3 separate regions of the Homo sapiens genome follow, and all the other regions are linked to region 2. A link is a contact called in ENCODE Hi-C or POLR2A ChIA-PET data. All regions are on one chromosome and are shown on one strand. Each heading gives the region's core, a stretch centred on a gene start or an enhancer-like site at or near the end of the contact. The rest is flanking DNA. Distances are from core to core; before and after follow the strand shown. Region 1 holds the start of H6PD (hexose-6-phosphate dehydrogenase/glucose 1-dehydrogenase). Region 2 holds the start of CTNNBIP1 (catenin beta interacting protein 1). Region 3 holds the start of SPSB1 (splA/ryanodine receptor domain and SOCS box containing 1).

The links. A loop is a pair of places that touch in the nucleus more often than their neighbours do. ChIA-PET counts read pairs that join two places held with the same protein, here RNA polymerase II (POLR2A). Pooled maps may share reads with other maps.
Region 1: a loop to region 2 is called in a map of CD8-positive, alpha-beta T cell, with 6 times the contacts of the local background. The contact joins the promoter of H6PD here to the promoter of CTNNBIP1 in region 2. A Hi-C loop is called at or near these places in 1 of 168 maps with a recorded cell type or tissue (CD8-positive, alpha-beta T cell) and 7 of 50 pooled maps.
Region 3: a loop to region 2 is called in a pooled map, with 11 times the contacts of the local background. The contact joins the promoter of SPSB1 here to the promoter of CTNNBIP1 in region 2. A Hi-C loop is called at or near these places in 1 of 168 maps with a recorded cell type or tissue (naive thymus-derived CD4-positive, alpha-beta T cell) and 8 of 50 pooled maps. POLR2A ChIA-PET finds 5 or more read pairs at or near these places in 1 of 52 experiments (AG04449).

The regions. Positions count from the first base shown.
Region 1 is chr1:9,233,441-9,236,290 of GRCh38, reverse strand. H6PD (hexose-6-phosphate dehydrogenase/glucose 1-dehydrogenase) reads right to left here and starts at 1,517. Exons shown (of 5, transcript NM_004285.4): 1 at 1,225-1,517. RefSeq lists a silencer at 1,105-1,664.
Region 2 is chr1:9,908,766-9,911,523 of GRCh38, reverse strand. It overlaps CTNNBIP1 (catenin beta interacting protein 1), which reads left to right and starts at 1,255. Exons shown (of 6, transcript NM_020248.3): 1 at 1,255-1,429. RefSeq lists an enhancer at 1-660 and silencers at 808-1,407, 1,418-1,477, 1,648-1,707.
Region 3 is chr1:9,291,589-9,294,288 of GRCh38, reverse strand. SPSB1 (splA/ryanodine receptor domain and SOCS box containing 1) reads right to left here and starts at 1,395. Exons shown (of 3, transcript NM_025106.4): 1 at 1,218-1,395. RefSeq lists silencers at 461-750, 1,291-1,360, 1,431-1,510, 1,561-1,730.

The DNA of each region.
Region 1 (2,850 bases), core at 268-2,767, 680 kb after region 2:
CAGCTGGGCGCGGTGGTTCATGCCTGTAATCCCAGCACTTTGGGAGGCCGAGGTGGTGGATCACCTGAGGTCAGCAGTTCAAGACAAGCCTGGATAACATAGTGAAACCCTGTTTCTACTAAAAAATACATAAAATTAGCCGGGTGTGGTGGCACGCGCCTGTAATCCCAGCCACTCAGGAGGCTGAGGTGGAAGAATCGCTTGAACCAGGAGGAGAAGGTTGCAGTGGGCCGAGATCGCGCCATTGCACTCCAGCTTGGGCAACAACTAACCATCAACCACAGAAAAATGCCAAGGAAAAACTCAGACAGCTTTTCATGATCTTCCAATCATAATGATGAAAAATTAAAGGGATATGATGCATAATTTAAAATACGCTGTCTGGGCGTGGTGCTTCACACCTGTAATCCCAACACTTCGTAAGGCTTAAGCAGGAGGATCGCTTGAGCCCAGGAGTTCGAGACCAGCCAGGGCAACATAGTGAGACCACTGTCTCTACAAAAGGTTTAAAAATTAGCCAGGCGTGGTGGTGTGCGCCTGTGGTCCCAGCTACCCCGGAGGCTGAGGCAGGACGATGGCCTGAGCCCAAGAGGTGGAGGCTGCAGGGAACCGTGTTTGTGCCACTGTACTCCAGCCTGGGCAACCAAGCAAGACCCCATCTTTTATAAGTAAAAGATTTTTTACTTTTATATAAAAAAGTAAAAAGATAAAATAAAAAATATGCCCATTTGACACCAGTTTTCCCTCATCTGCTGCCTTTCATGAGCCATGGGCCTGTTGTGGGTGCAGGGGGAGTGGGCAAGGACACTTCTTTCCAGAAGTTCTCACTTCTGGCTAAGCATTCAAGGTTGGGTGAGCTGATTTTCAGAGATCCAGAGAGGTTTGCCCCTGGAAAACCGTTCACTAGATCCGGGTACGGGAAACGCTATGTGAAACCCGAGGGCCAATCAATGCCAAAGATTAAGCAGGTCCCGGGGGAAATCTCGGAGTTCCCCCTCTCCTGGAACTCAGTTCCGGGAAGCCCAGGGAAAGGACAGCTCGGCCGCTCGGGGCGACCCTGGAGGGAGCCTGGCCGCCTCCTGAGCAGTTCCAAAGCCGCCAGCCCCAGGCTCCGTGGGGCTGGCAGCGCAGGCTCCGGGGCTCGGCGCGGCCTCGGGCCCGGCGGCAGCGCGGGTTGGAGGCGCCGGGGCCGGGGCGGCGGCGGGGCCGGCGGGGGGCGCTTACTTCCTCTCGCGCGGCGGCGCAGGCCGCTCCTCCGGGACACGGCCGGGGCGGCGCTGAGGGCCGGGCCCGCTCCCGAGGGCTCCCCTGCGCCCTGGGCCGCACCTCCTCTTCCGCAGGGCCCGTCACTCCGACAAGTGCGCGTGTCACGCGGCCACGCGCCGCACGACACTCCGATACCGCCCGCGGAGCCCGCGGCGGCCGCAGGGGAAGGCGCGAGGCCAAGGCCAGCCCGGCCGCCACCCCGCCCCAGGCCTCAGGCCTCAGGCCTCCACCGCCTTGCGCTCAGCAAGACTGGGGCCCGGGCCGGGGGCGCGCGCGGCGGGGGCGCGCGCGGCGGGGGCGGGGGCGGGGCGGGGGCGCCGGCGAGGCCACGCCCTCCGCTGGCGGCCGCCGGGGCGGGGCCTCGGAGCTTCCGGGGCGAGGCGGTGGGTCAGCTCCGAGCCTCCGCCCCCGCCCTTCCCTTCGGCCCCCTGGTGGCCGTGCGTCCTAGAGCTGTCCTGCCGCGTCCGAGACGCGCGCGGGACCCAGAAGTGGCCGAGGGACGTGGTTGTGTCGTGGAGGGGACCCGGGGTGCTGGCTGCTCCCTACGATCTGGCACCCGCTCTGGGACTCCTCAGGCCTCGCTTTTCCCCATCTGTAGAATGAGCGGCTCGGTCTTTCCCGTCTTCAATATCCAGAGTAGGGATTTAGAAGTCGGAGCGCACACGCTGGCCACGCCTCCGCGCACAGCTTCAGATCTCTGCCACCCCTTATCACTTGTGTGACCCTGAGTTCAGTTTCTTCATCTGTACAGTGGGGACAATGGGAGTACCTGCCTCCGGGGTTGTCTGGCACTTGGGTGCTTAGTAAGCGGAAGCTTGGACCCGTGTGGCAAATAGAAGACTTTTGCTAAGACATTGCTAAGAAAGACAGCAAATGGAATCAGGGCTTCTCTGTAGGGTGAGAGGTATTTAAGTGAGAAAACGGGATCAGCTGCCTCTCAGAGCACTCAGTCCCCTTCCTGTCCCCCACCATTATCAGGCAGTAGGTGGCCCTCACCATGCTCCCCAACCTGCTCCCCACTTTTTCTTTTTTCTTTCTTTTCTTTTCTTTTTTTCTTTTTTTTTTTTTTTTTTTTTTTTGAGACAGGGTCTCGCTCTGTCACCCATGCTGGAGTGCAGTGGCGCTATCACAGCTCACTGCAGCCTCCGCCTCCCAGGCTCAAGTGATCCTCCCGCCTCAGCCTCCCAAGTAACTGGGATCACAGATGTTCGCCACCACTCCTGACTAATTTTTCAACTTTTTGTAGAGACGGGGTCTCACTTTGTTGCCCAGGCTGGTCTCGAACTCCTGGGCCCAAGTGATTCTCCCACGTTGGCCTCCCAAAGTGCTGGGAGGAGATTCTGACCTGAGAGAGAAACTGTGCTGCAGCTTTTTATTTCCCGATGGTTCCATTAGAGGTGGGAGCGTCTGGAACTAGCAGTGGCAACTTGGCAGTGGCCGGCAGGACTGAATGGGGCCAACAGGCATGATTACCACACAGGATGTTAGGCAAGGGGTTCCGGGAAGGCTGGGAACTGAGGGGAGCTGGGCCTCACCGTCACCAAGGCCAGAGGCCATCCGGGCGCCCGCAGAGGGCTGCCAAGC
Region 2 (2,758 bases), core at 6-2,505:
CGGGAAGCGGAGGTTGCGGTGAGCCAAGATCGCGCCACTGCACCTGAGCCTGGGCGACAGAGCGAGACTCCCTCTCAAAAACAAAAAAACCCCCCAAATGAGTAAAGAGTAATGTGGATATTATATTATAAACGAACAAACAAAAAAGGACTTCGTATTCTTTTTGCATAGGGAAGGGGAAGAAATGTGGAGTGGAAGAGGATGGTACAGAAAAGGTGTAAAAAGAAAGGCTGTGGGAGGAGTAGGGTAGGAGGGCTTCTGAACTGGGGTTAGTGTCACACTGTGTAACTGATAATTTAAACTGCTGAAAATGAGACCACACTTAAAGATACAGGTCCCTTTAAAAGGAAGGCGGATGTTAAAAGCAATTTGCATTTTACCTAAAATGGGCTGCTTCTCCCTGTACCCTCTCCAAATACAGCCAGACTTTCTGTAGAAACATTTTAATCATGGGCACCCTTCCCCCGAAAAATCCACTCACTACCAGTACACACGACCTTCTGAGTTTAATGGACCTACGGAGGCCCATCCCTGGGCTCTCTGGGCTAGGTTAATCCCAGGTTAGGCCCCAAGCTCAGAGGTAGCAACGTTCCCAGCTCAACGACGCAGGAAGACCACGCCTCTAAATGTTCTGCAACCTCGTCCATTTCAGAATTTTCCGGGGTTCTGGGTAAACTGGCCTCACCAAGGATTCTGCCCCGTCTTGTTGCTCCCGTTTTTAAACACAGACCGGTGTGTGGGAGAGGCCATTATTTTTCCGGAACACTGTGCTCCTGGAGCAGATAGGGACACGCAGAGTGGCTTTACCGCAGCGCCAGCTTCAGCCTTACCCGGCTCCTCCTCCAGGCCACCGCCTCCTCCTCGCGCCCAACCCGCCTTCCCTGCTCACCCCCGGCCCGCTCCTCCCCTTTGCTCTCAGCGCGGACTCGGCCACTCACTACCGGCGCCGTGTTCCACCCGCCCACCGCATGGCCCCGTCCCTATGTCGCTGGTCTCGCCCCCTTCCAGGAGGGCCCAATGAGCGTTCACATGCGCCACAAGGCCCCGCCCCGCACCGCGCAGCCCCGCCCACAGGCTGAGTTAACCAATTCGCGGCCCCGGGCCCCGCCCCGCCCGCAGGCCCCGCCCCGGCGCCCGGCCCCACGCGCCCGCCTCCCTCCGGGGCGTTGCCGCCGCCGCGCCTCAGCAGCCCGCGCGGAGCCAGATGCCGCCCCCTCCGCCGGTCCCTCCCCCGGCGGCCTGGCGCCTCCCTCCCTCCCCACCGCGGTGACTCTCGGAGCGGGAGGCGGAGGCTGAGGCGGCCGCTCCTGCTGCTGCTACTGCCGCCGCCGCAGCGGCTGCTCGGGCTGAGCACGCCCCGGAACAGGCCGCCGCGCGCTGCGCGCCGGACCCGCTGCCCCTGCCGGCCCGGCCGGGTCGGGCGGCCCAGGTAAGCGCCGAGGCCGGGCCGCGCCTGCACCGCCCGGGCCCGCGCCGCGCCGCGCCGGGGCTTGGGGGAGCGGCCAGCCCTTTGTCTGCCGGGGAGGGGCCGCGGAGAGCGCCCCCGACCCCGCTCGGACCCCTGACTGCCCCAGCGGCGCGGCGCCCTGGTCTGGGCCTGGCCGCCTCTCGCCGCAGACCACCTCCCGCCTCCCTGACTCTTCGCCCGGGGGTCGCCTCCACAGGTGTCCGCGCCGCCCACCTTGTTGCTCACCTCACCGCGTCCGGGTGCCTGTCATCGCCCGTCCGCCCTCCCGACCTCTGGGCCCCTGCCTCTTCCCTCACCTGCGCCCACTCTGAGACTCTTACTCTCCATATTTCCCCAAACTAAACGCTGGGCCGCCCTTCCTCCCTCTGTAGTTTGATTGAACTGTCGTCTCCCGATTCCACCCCTCCCCGGTGAGCCTTCCTGGAAGGTACCTGGTGGGGGCACATATCTCACCTGGATGGCGGGCGTGTATGCACGAACCTGCAAAATTAACCACCTGGAGCCCCAAACTGCACCTCTCACCTCCTTTTCATCACCCCACCCCAACCACCTTCCTTTTTTTGGAACCTGGTAACCGAGACACTCAGGTCTGGACACCCAGCCTCTGCTAGGCCCTCCATCCCTCCCTCTGCCTTGTGAGCTGAACTTGTCTGAGCAGTGCCTGTTGTCAGGTTAGCCCCTGGGAAGGCGGCGGGGGCCGTGTTGGCCGCAAATCAAGAGTTTTATGAATAATGAGACGTGTGGCTTGCACCACCTCCTGTCTGAGGATCTCAGTATGCTCCAGCTGTGAATTATTTTGTCTCCTGTCACTCACAGAACTGAGAGGAACATGTCTGGCCAACTGCTGGGTAAATTGAGGTACAGGGTGTGTGGGTAAGGGACCTGGAGGCAAGTCATGGTTTGTCTTGAAGTTCTGTTCGCAGGAGCCTTGGCTCTTAGCTCCCTGCTACAACCACTGGGCTCCAGTTCCTGGAGTGTGTCCCCAAGTGATAACTGATCTCTTGTGCCATTAAAATGTCCAGAGATACCAGCAGCTTCCTCAGATTTAAAGTAGGACTTTGGATCATAAATAAAGGTGCGGGCTGTTAAATGCCAATGTGTCATTCACGGTTTGCTGGGGGAGTTCGTGGTCCTCCCTTGTAAATACAAATCACCTCTATGGGATGGAGATTCATTCATTCAGTAGTGAGCATTTACTATGTGCCAGGCACCGTTCCAAGTACTGGGGCTTTAGTGGTGAAGACAGACACGGTTTCTGCCCTCCTCAGAGATGACATTTTAAAGAGGAGG
Region 3 (2,700 bases), core at 146-2,645, 620 kb after region 2:
CAGACACAGAGACAGACACAGAGACACGTGTGGACACACAAAGAGACACAAAGACACACACACGCAAAGACACACACAGACACAAAGACACAGAGACACACATTTGCAGAGACAGACACTCAGAGACACAAACTTGCAGAGACACACACCCAAAGACACATACACACTCACACACAGACACACACAAAGACACACAGACATACACAGAGAGGCACACACAAATACACAAAGACGCACTCAGACACACACACACACACACAGTCACTTAGAGTCTCAGGCACACATTGACAGACACACAGACTCACACACACACTCAGAGGCACATAAATACACAGATGCACTTAGAGACACACTCACACACACACCCACATGAACACACAGACACACTCATACGCAGGCACATATTCACAAGGACATGCACAAACACACACGCAGATGCACTCTCAGAGACACCCGCTCTTCCTGCAGACCCGCACCCTCCTCTCGGGGCCGTCCCGTCCTCACCGGAACCTGGACGCCACCGAGCCCAGTACACGCCCGGGGACGGTGACCCATCCGCGGTTCCTCCCGCGGGCCCAGGCCGCCCTTGTTTTTCTGATTTAATCGATTTCCTGACAACCCTCCGGCTCTCCCTCCGCTGCTGGGAGAAGCCGCGGCGGCTCCGGGGCGGCGGGGAGGGCGGCGCTCGGGTGTCCCCGGCAGGCTCCCTGGGGGAGGCGCTGCGGGAGGGTGGGGGCGCCCCGACGGGGGACCGGGCCGCGCCGCCAATCCCGACTCGGACTGGCGGGAAAAGCGAAACTAACTCAGCCGAGCGGGGTCCCGCTTTCCCCGGGCTAAAGGGGGGACGGGTCGGCGGCCCCGGAGCGCCCCAGCCCCTCCTCGGGACCGCAACTCGTTGCGACGGTCCCCGCGCCCCGAGACCCCCGCCGCGCCTCGCCCCGGGACCCCCTGCCCTGCAGCGGCGGCAGCGCGGGGCGGGCCTGGGCCCCTCTCCCAGGAGCCGCGGCGAGGGAGGCGCCCCCGGAGCCACCGCGGGAGGGGCCGCGCCCCGAGTCCCCATCCCGTACTCCACCCGCTCCCCCGCGCCCGGCCCCGCGCCACCCACTCGGTCCCCCAGCGGCGCGATCCCCGCGTCCGCCCTCGCCCGGCCCCCCGCGCCTCCCCCTCCCGGGCCGGTCGCCCACCCATCGGGGTCCCAGGTGCCCCGCGCCGCCTACCGCGCCCGGGGTGCCGCCGCCGCCGCTGCTCTCCAAGGCCGAGGAGGCTCGGGCGCCCGGGCCGCGCCCGCCGCAGGGAGCGAAGTCGCCTCCTCCCCGCGGCCCCGGCCCCGGCGCCGGCGCCTGGAGCCTGGTTCCTGCTGCGAGCGCGCAGGCTGCCCGAGCGCGACTTCTGTGCGGAGGAGAAAAAGCAACCGACGGCTTTAAAGTGAAAAAAAAGAGAAAAGCGCCGGTGGGCGGGGCCGTCCCTGCCCCGCCCCGCCCCGCCCCGCCCCCGACCTCGGGCGCACGGACCACTCAGCACTGCAGGGAAGGCCGGGGGCGCGGGGCGCGGGGCGCGGGGCGCGTCAGCCCGGCGCTGGTTCGGCCGCCCCCTCCGCCCCCTTAGTCCGCAGCCCTCTCCCGAGCCGCCGCCCTGGTGTTGCCGGCCCGAAGCTCGGGTCCCTCCGGAGGCGTCTTTGGGAAACGCGTGGCGCAGGGCCTGGGTTGCAGCCGTGGGAGGCTGGAGTGGGGGCGGGGGTCTTACGAGAAGGAGAAATCTTCGCGGAGAGTGGGGTTGTCCCAGGAACCCCGAGCAAGGCCTCGCCGGCCTCCTCTGAAGTGCCCAGCGGGGACGAGTGGGCAGCCGCCGGGGGTCCAGGGAGCCTCCTGCAGCGCTGTTTCGGCCGCTCGCGTTTCGGTGCCCACGGGGACGGGGGCCTCGGACCTCGAGACCCTGAGGGCGCGGGCACCTGGCATCCGCAGGGCTGCTCCCTGAACAGGTCCCAGCCTCTGGGGACTTGTCCTGTGGCTCTAGCTCGTTCAAGGAATTTTCCTCCCCCTTCCCCGAACAGAGCAGTCACTTGGGACTGGGAAGATTTTAAAGACTTTGCTGTTTTGAGAGCAAAATCTCCTGGCATTCCCCACCCCTCGCTGTGTAGTGTCCATTGAAAACGGTGAGGAGTTAGCCTTTCTGGGGGAGCCGAAACAAATAGCGGGGCTTCCGTAGTTACTGTGTCTTTACCATAACCCAGTACAGTGAGGGTGGGACTAATGACACACTCACTGTAAAGGCGAGGAAACAGTGCCTGGCCCGAGGCCAGCTGTCCAGAGCTTGGAACCCAATTGAACTGTGAGATTACAAAGTTTGATGTCTCTCATTTTACGGTGCTGAAAATCAGTTTGGTTTAGCTTTGTTTGAACTCAGAATAGGATTACGGAGACTCAACCAACTGCCCTGGGCTGGGCGGGCCTGAGTGGGCATTCTGACTTTCCAGGTGCCAGCGGTTTAGGAATGTTGAACCCAGACTAGTCAGGTGGGCAGCCATGGCCAGCAGCTTAGGGGTGCTTCCCATTTAAAAGATCACTTGAGGCTGGAGGTGGTGGCTCTCACGCCCTTAATCCCCACACTTTGGGTGGCTGAGGCAGGCAGATCACTTAAGCCCAGGAGTTCAAGAGCAGCCCGGGCAACAGAGCAAGACACAGACTCTGCACAAAAATTAAA